2 separate regions of the Homo sapiens genome follow, and region 2 is linked to region 1. A link is a loop called in an ENCODE intact Hi-C map of the cell type or tissue named here. Cell type or tissue: GM12878. All regions are shown on one strand.

Evidence for each region. A loop is a pair of places that touch in the nucleus more often than their neighbours do. Peaks named below come from ENCODE experiments on the same cell type or tissue, not always from the same donor. Only the 100,000 strongest peaks of a DNase experiment are listed, where the experiment ranks them.
Region 2: a loop joins it to region 1, with 2.3 times the contacts of the local background. A loop is called at or near these places in 1 of 110 quality-filtered maps.

Annotation. Positions count from the first base shown.
Region 1 is chr20:15,222,270-15,227,269 of GRCh38, forward strand. The region is part of intron 5 of MACROD2 (mono-ADP ribosylhydrolase 2); the gene reads left to right. Among named protein-coding and RNA genes, the nearest start is that of MACROD2-AS1, 300 kb to the left of the region's middle. In GM12878, no CTCF peak of the experiment used is centred here; no DNase peak of the experiment used is centred here; H3K27me3 peaks cover 169 bases.
Region 2 is chr20:14,630,527-14,635,526 of GRCh38, forward strand. All of the region lies in intron 4 of MACROD2 (mono-ADP ribosylhydrolase 2), which reads left to right. Among named protein-coding and RNA genes, the nearest start is that of MACROD2-IT1, 79 kb to the left of the region's middle. In GM12878, no CTCF peak of the experiment used is centred here; a DNase peak (open chromatin) is centred at 2,573; H3K27me3 peaks cover 120 bases.

The DNA of each region.
Region 1 (5,000 bases):
GATTGAAAAGGAACATCTTATAGACAATTGATTGTTTCTTGAAATATAATAAAAACAAACTTCGAAATGTGTATATGAAAACACTGACCTATGTGGAAAGAAGAGGCAGCATTTACTTTGTAATGCTATCAGGTGGTAATTCAATTTTCTGTTAACTGAACTTCAAGTATTCTGTTTCAGGTCATAGATTGGTGGTGCTTATATAAATTGGCCAGTAAGATTTACAAATAGTACCTTTAGTGCTCAGTTTTGTGGTTGTATCTCTAAAAAAGAAAATCAGTTTAATTCCATGCATTGGTTTTCTTCTTAAAATTCATGCAATTTGATATGATTGACAAGGCACAGCATTATTATGCAGTCTGTTAGAAGGACCGATTATGCTTATGAATACAAGAATGGAGTGAATGAAAGCAATGTGTAATTGATTCTACACTTGGTCTGACTGTTCATTAACAGTTTGAATGTAGCGCAGTTGCTTCTCAAATGGAAAATGATGAGAGCAACCTATCTGTGCTCTCTCATTTGTTTTAAAATTCATTATGCTAATATTTTTTCACAGAATGTTTTTGCTGCATTTGTTTTGCCAAGGATAAGTCTGATTGAATCTTTGTAAATAATTCTACTGCTTTCAATATTTATTTGGCATTTCAATCACATATTTTTCAATTTACACTTTTGGAAATGAAAGTAGGCTCTCCCCCACACCTCTTTCAAAGAAAACCTTATATCCTATCCTCCTTTTCTCTATAATTCAGACTAATTTCCCAGGATAAATAGGAGTGGGGGAGTGCAAAGTGGTGCGATAGTTATCTCTTCAGAACAAAGAAGCTGATTTACAGACTGATTGATTTCAGAAATAGATGAGCAAAAACAGATTCCATTTGTCTTGCCACACTTTAGTCTGATGAAGCACAAAAGGGCCTGCCATCTCATTTTCCATAGCTCTTCAAGAGGTTGCATTTGAAATGCTGATTAAATGTACAAATCGCATTGCTGTTTTCGTGGCTTTCCTGAGTGCTGTAGGAGAGGGCTTCAGTGCACAAAGGCTGCTTTTCCTTTCTTGAATGTGGAGCTGGACACTTTAGGGAAATAACATCACTTTCACCACTCATAGGAAGTTATGATGCTAATTCTGTGACAGCCATGTCTGCCCTTTCCTCTGTCCACAGGTTCCTGCCACATTATAAAACAAAAGAACTAAACCAGCACTGTGCCAGTCATTTCTATCTAGGGGCTACAATTACATTCATTATTCCCAAATTAGATTGTGTTTACAATTAATACTAATCTCATGTTTCAATCTTTGGCTACCTCAGATTTTTATTAAATTAGCAGTTGACTGATTGAGATAATAGGTCTGAGAACTCCATACTGGTAAAGTTTTAATCATCTCAGCCTTTTCTCTGATTTCTTATTTATCTGCCACCTGACTTTGTACTTGGGGCTCACCAAAATAAAGCGCCAACTGTCTGGGGAGTCCTGCATTATAGCTGTTTTAAGATATGTTCAAAATTTTTTTACTGCTCTTCCCATCAAGAGGTGAGGTCTAGGTCCTTCCATCTGAAAAAATATGAGATCTTTGTGACATTGGCAACCAGTAGAATATTGTGGTAGTGATGCTGTGTGACTCCCAAGCCTGTGTTATAAAAGGCAACATGGCGTCCACCTGCTGGTACACTTGCTCTTAGAGCCCTGAGTTGTCATTTAAGTTATCCAACTGCTCTGAGGCTGCTGTGCAGTGAGGAAACCCAAACTAGCCCACATGGAGAGTCCTTGAGACCACATGAAGAGAGAAAGATGTCAGTCCAGCCTTTGGCTCCCACAGTCCTCCACTGCTCCAGTGCCAGCCACCAGTTGACTACAACCAAATGAGAGACCCTAAGCCAAACCCCCTAGCCAAGCCATTGCAGAAGGTCTGACCCATAGAAGCCAAAAGAAATAATAGGATGGTGGTTGCTGTGTTAAACCACCACGTTTTGTGGTAATTTGTTGCATATTGCAACAAATCTAACCACAAAGCTAACCAGAATTTGCATGTATACAAGCATGAGGCTAAAGTAATGAGATTCATGACAAACATGCCAAAATGTATACATACAAATGTATGCCATTCATTTCTTTCCATAAGGAGTCACCTTGAGAGGAACTTACTCATAATCATATTGTCACTGTGATGTTGTCATTGTGATGCTGTCATTATCTCCCCACATTGATCTCTGACTTTGGGCACATTATTCTGTCTCTCTGGGTTGCTTGAAAAGTAGGCGTAGATTAAATTTTTACATAGTCTTTTCTTAATCTCTAAAAATTCTTGACAATTATTCAAAATTCTTTGGTTGTTGAGGTAACCAAAGGAGGAGATAACCAAAGGAGGAGCATAAGAAGTATGCTCTGGCCGGGTGTGGTGGCTCACGCCTTTAGTCCCAACACTTTGGGAGACCAAGGTGGGTGGATCACTTGAGGTCAGCCTGGCCAACATGGTAAGTTCGAGACCAGCCTGGCCAACATGGTAAAACCCTGTGTCTACTAAAAATACAAATATTAGCTTGGTGTGATGGTGCATGCCTGTAATCCCAGCTACTGAAGAGGCTGAGGCAGGAGAATTGCTTGAATCCAGGAAGCAGAGGTTGCAGTGAGCCAAGATTGCACCACTGCACTGCAGCCTGGGCAACAGAGCGAGACTTTGTCTTAAAAAAAAAAAAAAAAAAAAGTATGCTCCTATCCTACGTTACCACTTTAATATGTAAACTGATGTCACACTCAGTGTACATATTAAAATTATAGTAAAACTTTAATGGTTGATGCTGGCCATGTAGGAAAAAAATGCCCTCTTGTTCATCATTTAAACCCTATATTTATCTGAAAATAATTTTTTAATATAAAGAAATTATTGAGGCTAGGAAAATAAAAGAAAGATATACCTAGGGGAGTCATTCTGTTAAATTCCTTGAAATTATATCTATCTTTTTCTTTAAGAGTATTTTTATATGTGTAATGATATAAGCTCATCTTTGGAAAGCACATTAATGATCTTTACATTTTATAAGGACAGGGTAAATGGGATTCCAGAATATGGATTAATAAATCATATACTCTTTGTTTAAATGTTTTATTTAATTTTTGAATAGCTAATGTATTCACATAACTTGAACATCAAAAAATAAAAGCAGTGAAAAGTTTCCTCCCCATATTCCCTCCCCCATCTTCATAGTTTCTGTCACTCTTCTAGTAGGTAACCACTCTTATTAACTGCTAGTTTATCCTTCCAGAGATGTTTTATGCATGTAGCTAAAACAAACCTATATTCTTCCCTACATCGGTAGAGGAATTTTTTTTAACACTAATGTTAGTGTGCTTTTCTGAATTTTATTTTTATGTTGTAATGTGTCTTGGGTATCTTTCCATATGCATACATGAAGGCCTTCTTTGTCTATTTTACAGAAGCCTAGCATTTCATAGTATAAATGAACCATCGTTTTACTAACATTGTTTAGTCTGTCCCCTATGGTTGGACATTTAGCTGTTTCCCATCTTGCCTTATTATATACAATGTTTCAGGGAATGACCTGTGTAAATACTGTTCTGCATATGGGCGAGCATATTATCTTTAGGATATATTCCTAGGAATAGAACTGCTGGATCAAAAGGAGTCTACATTTGTAATTTTGTTAGATATGATTAAATCATTTTCTCTGGAGATAGTGCCAATTTGCACTTCGCTGTATAATCGTGTTTGGGAAACGTGAACCATGATTGATGCTCATTTATCTGGACAAAAATGAATTAAACTTCTTAGAATCTTTAGCTCAGTTCCTGATAGACGTGTACAGAAGGAGATGCACTTGAGAGCTGCAAAAAAAAATGTTATTCTGATTTATTCCTTCTTTTGACTTTGAATACTGAAGGCCAAAGAGGAGAGTGACTTGCAGAAGGTCACGTAGCTGATTAGTGACAGATCTGGGACTTACAACCTGTAGTCAGATCTTAGGATTGGTGTTCTTTCCACATGAGTAAAGAGATGGTAACTTTCTGTCATTCCTGCCTGTGTGCTGAGGACTCCTTGTACACTGCTGCTGTTGATGATGACATTTACCATTTCTTGAGCCTTCCTATGTATCAGACTTTGAATTTAATACTTCTATTTACATTATCTTATTTATACCAAGGGATTCAAAACCCATGTGCAAGATAAAGCATTGTCCATAGACTTTGCATCCATGTATATTACATATATATGTCCACTATGAAGATGCTACAGTGTTTAATAAAACATAAATCAATACAAATCATCATTAAAATTATAATAGCTGTTTGTCTCTAACATGTTCTCAATGGATTTTGAAACTATTGTGAAAAATTAGTCATATTTTGATATTAAAAAGAATTCTTATAGTCAAAAGCCTATGAGCTGCTTAACCATGTCTCAGATCACTTTTACCTGCCCAGATATTCTATTTTCCATCCCTCTCCATTATAAGGTTAGATATTAATAATGCTACACAACACAGAAGAGACCACAGAGATAATCTAAGCAGGAGATTTATTTTATAGGTAAGGAAAAAGGCAAGCACCACTGAAAATGATGGGTTTATCTAAGGCACTTGATGACTAAGGGGCTGGAGCTGGAATTCAAAGACAGGCCTCCTGACTGAATTTAACTACTCCACACTGAGAAAATGAGAAACTCAGTGTGGAGTAGTTACTCATAAGTACTATGGACAATTAAAATAATGAAGGAGATTTCCTGTCTAGCCTCATATTGATTCACCTCCAGCTTTGTGGATCTGAGAGGTCATCATGTTGGTCGATAATAACATTCGATCTTGGATGCTATAAATTTAATATAGAGCATAAATACAAAGATCAATATTTTAATGCTGAGGAGGCTCATTTATTGGCTGTTTATCCTCAGTCCTTTAAATGAAATGGAGAACTAAAGAAATGCAAGGAATAATTTTTCATAAATTTCATTTAAGTTTTATAGACGATGATGACTAAAG
Region 2 (5,000 bases), 590 kb before region 1:
AGGCTTTCCAAACAACGTAAATTATATATGCAGATTACTTCTAATTATAATGCCTTTCCTTCTAGATTATTGAACACTTACACAATAGGATTTTAATTGATTCTCACCAGCCTGCATCTCTAGTGTTTGATTAAAAATATGCCCATTGTCAAGAAAATAAATTCATTTAGGCATTTATAAGCATTTGTAGAAGATAGGTGAACAAAATTTAAATTAAAAAAATATAGTTATCTACATTTGAAAGAGTTCCTTATTATTTAATCCCTTTTGAAATATGCTTAGAATATCCTTTCAAGGAGATGATCTACAGATCTTTATTTGAATCTAACACTTTTAAACATTTTCCCTGATGTACAGATTCTTGAGTTTTGTTTTTGTTTTTGTTTTACATTTTGCCACTCAACAAGAACATAATTCACTTACAGAATTATTTTTGTGTGTCTGTAACAGCTGTGATTTTCCACCTTACTAAGCAGTTTGGAATTTATCAGTACATTTCTATTTGTCTTATTTTTTAAATTTTTAATATTTTTTAAAAGAATATATGGAATCGTTAAATGAAATTTACAAGAGTTCATTGCTTTGGACTGAGTTCCAGCACTAGGCCCAACAGACCAGACAAAACCAGAATGGAATCGCTGTGCCACATAATCAAACTGAACTTTGAAACAAGCCAGTTTTTCAAAAGAGGAGATTTACAGCAACCAATCAGAAGGGGCCCAGTTTACCTGAGCTGGCATGATAAGGAAGTCGTCTCTGTTTTAATTCCATAAGGAAAGTAACTTTGAAACAACCACTTCTCTTTTGTTCACGGTTTCTGCTTTTTCTTAGCCCTTTTCTGCCTATAAAGCCATACTCCTGATCAGTTCATTAGAACACTCATTCTGTTTTCTGGAATGAGATGTTGCCCGACTTTAGAATTCAATAAAAGCCTATTGGATCTTTAAATTTAAGAAAAACCGGGCCGGGCACGGTGGCTTACGCCTGTAATCCCAGCACTTTGGGAGGCCGAGGTGGGCAGATCACAAGGTCAGGAGATTGAGACCATCCTGGCTAACACCGTGAAACCCCGTCTCTACTAAAAATGAAAATAAAAAAATTAGCCAGGCATGGTGGCGGGCGCCTGTAGTCCCAGCTACTCAGGAGGCTGAGGCAGGAGAATGGCGTGAACCCAGGAGCGGAGGTTGCAGTGAGCCGAGATTGCGCCACTACACTCCAGCCTGGGCGACAGAGCGAGACTCCATCTCAAAAAAGAAAAAGAAAAAGAAAAACCAATTATATCTTTAAATTTGTTGTAATTTTGTCTTTTGACAGGATCTTTATGAAGTTACATGCCATTGACAATCTTTGCTGTGTTGTTGTAACTTCAGGTATGCTACTGCAATGAGCATGCCAGTTGGACTCTTAGACAATGGCCATCTGAGTAAGAAAAAATTTCAGTTGTTTTAAAAAATAAGTGTGGTATTCATTTTGTAATTTATTAAAATAACATTTGAATTTTCAAACTAGCTATTCCCTGAGATTCAGAAGTCTTTTTGCCTGCTTTTTTTTTTTAAGATGAAGTAATCTGGCTATAAGGAATATTGATTATATTAGTCTAAGGACACTTACAGAGAAAGTAAGCTTACTGTAGTGTGAATGATGCTTCTCTTTCTATTAAGGGTGGTCATTCTAAATATGACTGCATAAGGAATAATTCTGGCAAAAATCAGTCCTTCATTTTCTCTTAAGATATTTAGAATTTAATTTAAATATTATATGTCAAGGTTAAAAGTTAGAAACATGTAAGGAAATATTTAAGAACTTACAATATGAAAACCTGTTTTCTTTATGGAACTCTTTGGTTATATGATTGGATAGGTAAAAACAAATTTGTAAAATATGGTAGATATGGGAAATTGTCAATATATTTGTAATTCATGCAGCAAACATAATATTTAGGAAGTATGTTATTCTGTTTTCTTAAGTACATAATGATAAGGGTTCTTTTCTCCACCAAGCCCCTTTTCTACATTTGTGGTTTTCATTTTTGCTGTTTTTATGTTATTATTGATAGTATCTCAATACCAACCTGCTATTGTTAATTTGTGACATTCCTTATTTAGTCTGGAAAGTGGAAGGTAGTAGATAGTTAAAAGTTTTTGGTGTCTGATACAGAGATGTTTATTTAAAAGTATAGTAAACAAAATTAAATAAATTGAGATGTTTTTGAAACATGGCTTCTCTAACTCCGAAGAACTTTGTGACAAAAAATGATCTCTTATGATAATATTTTAATGTAAAATACAAGAAATTCTTTGAATTAAAAAACATTGTCTTGATTATCACCATTTAGGCATATATTGAAAGTTCTCATTTAAGTGGTAGAAATTATTTGAAATAGTGTTAGTTTCCTGTGGCTGCTGTAACAAACCACCACAAACCTGGTGATGTGAAACAACTGAAATTTTTTCTCTCACTGTTCTGGAGGTCAGAAGTCTGAAATCAGTGTCGCGGTGTGGAAGTCCAGATGTGGGGGAGCTCTGCTGCGTTCCCGCAGAGGCCCTGGAGAGGAACCTTTCTCTTTCCTCTTCCTGCCAGTAGTGGCCACTCGCCTTCTTTGGCCTGTGGTTGCATCACTCCAGTCTCTGCCTCTGTGGTCACGTTGCCTTCCCCTTATTTGTCTGGGTTGAATTTCCCCATGTGTCTTTTTTATAAAGACATTTGTGATTCATTTTAAGCCCATCTGGATAATCTAGAATAATTTCCCCATCTCAGAATTCTTAATCTCATTTGCTAAGACCCTTTTTCCACAGACGGTAACATTTACAGGTTGCAGGGGTATCTTTGGGGGCCATCATTCAGCCTACTCTGGTAATCTTTATTCATATTTAATCTTCTTCAAAGGAAATTGAAGCCAATGAGAAAAGCAGTTTCACTCAACTACTCTGAGTTGGTGATAAATAAAAAATCCCTATTTCTCCAACTGGTGTTGCATGTAAAGTTACCTGCTATATATTGCCACCTGGATGGGCTGCCTTCGCATGAACTAAATTCAAATAAACTTAAAAAAACCAAATTCATCATCTTTTTTCCTGAGGTAGCAACTCCTCTTGGCTCCGAATTCTCCTTTTAGAGTCACCATCATCCCAGTTATCGAGGCTTCCCTTGGCAGTCATCTCTGACTCTCGCTTCCTTCTCTCCCACATCCTGTCCTTAAACGACCTCCCTCTTGAGTTTTCACATACTTAAAACATCACCAGACACATAAGTCCATTGAAACCACCTCAGGCCTTTTTAATTTAAAGACTGGGGTATCATCATAGCCTCCTAACTGGCCACCTCATGTTAGTATTCCCCTATGGCATTCTCTCTTATAGCCACTGGGTTAATATTCCTGAAACACTACCATGGCCATCTAATTTTCCTGCATAGACATATTGTTTGGCTCCTTATTTCATCTGAAGTTAAATATAAACTCAGCCTGGCCTTGATTTATTTTGTAGCGTTATTTCTGATGCTCTCCTCACCTGACACTTTGGGTCCAGGAGCATTGCTCTCTTCACAGCCCCCTGGGCGTGCCATTTCCCACAACCCGCCACACCCCCACTTCTGACATGCCTTTTCCCACCTTGCCTTTCAAAAGTCTACTCACCTTTCAAGATCCATCTGAGATGTGGCCTGAAGTAGGACATTTCCCTCTCTCATTTCTAAGTAATGTCTGCCACATTACCAGCTTGAGTTACACTTTTCCATAAGCTTGTCATCCCTTTGGAGGATGGACACTGAATGAGCAAAGATGATGCCTTGTCCATTGTTAAATTTCTTCAGTGTTTTGCACAGAGTAAGCATTTAATAAGCATTTCTCAAATGAATTTTGTAAAGGCCACCACTGGAAGTAATTTGCTGTTTTCACATCGATTTGTATATTCCTCCTTTCCATGTGCTTCTTTGATCACATATTATTCATAAACCTTGTGACTGTTTTTCATGCCTAACATTTGGTCACAATTTTGGCTTTTTCCTTCTTATCCCTCCCCCCGCCCAACTGGAGTTTAATTTATTTTCCTATATGGTCCTGTCAGCAGAACTGTTCAGAGAATTTGGGCAAATCAGGACTTCCTGAGAGAGTTTTACTTGAATTGCCTGTAAGTCTGTAAATGTTGTGGGGCATAGAATGATAGGAAAGACCTCTGGTTTTCAATGCTGAAGGCTTTTTATTGTTAAGATATCCAAAATAGGCATAGCATGTTTAAAAGTAAAAACCCTGGACCTGCTCTCTCTCTTTCATCTGAAATTATGTGTTTGCCAGAGTATAATAGCTCTAGACAGGAAGTTATGCCCTCAGGGCATAATTCTTGCAAGGGAGAGAATAAAAAGTTTAGACTCATGTCACATCCTGAATCTCAATCCCTTCATGTCTGGGCAATCTGCAGGGAGAACTTTTGTTCTAGTCTTCTTTGCCAGAGAGAACTCTGGGGTTAGCATTTTAGTCCACAGTCCCCTGATGAATATTTATTGAGTGCAGAGTGCAATGAGGATATGGAGGTGAAGGTGGTGTGGCCTGTGTCTTCAAGGAGCGGTGTCCCTATAGTTGTCAGAAAGAAACTCCAGGAAAATCCTAAAGAGGGAGTTTAAAATTGCAGATATCACAGTTATACAATCAGTGTTGAATTATTTCCGTTTTCCTCATGATCAGAGGCCCCTGGAGAGGCACTCTGGCATTGTCCTAGTATTACTATCCTGTGGCTATTTCAATTATTGCTTGACTTCTTCCCAATGCTTTCACTCATCTTGTCATGGTTTGGGCTAGAGGTTCCTTCACTACACCCACTAGCAAAGGTGACAAAGCCAGATTTGTACCTAGAAAAGTCACTAAAATGCTCCATTTTCCAACTTTCCAAAAAGCAGCAATACTGATCATACTCATAAGTAAATAAAGCTCATTGATATTGAATTATCTCTACCCAAAAAGAATGTCCATCACAATAGTGTTCATAAATGAGAGGCCCTTCTTTGCA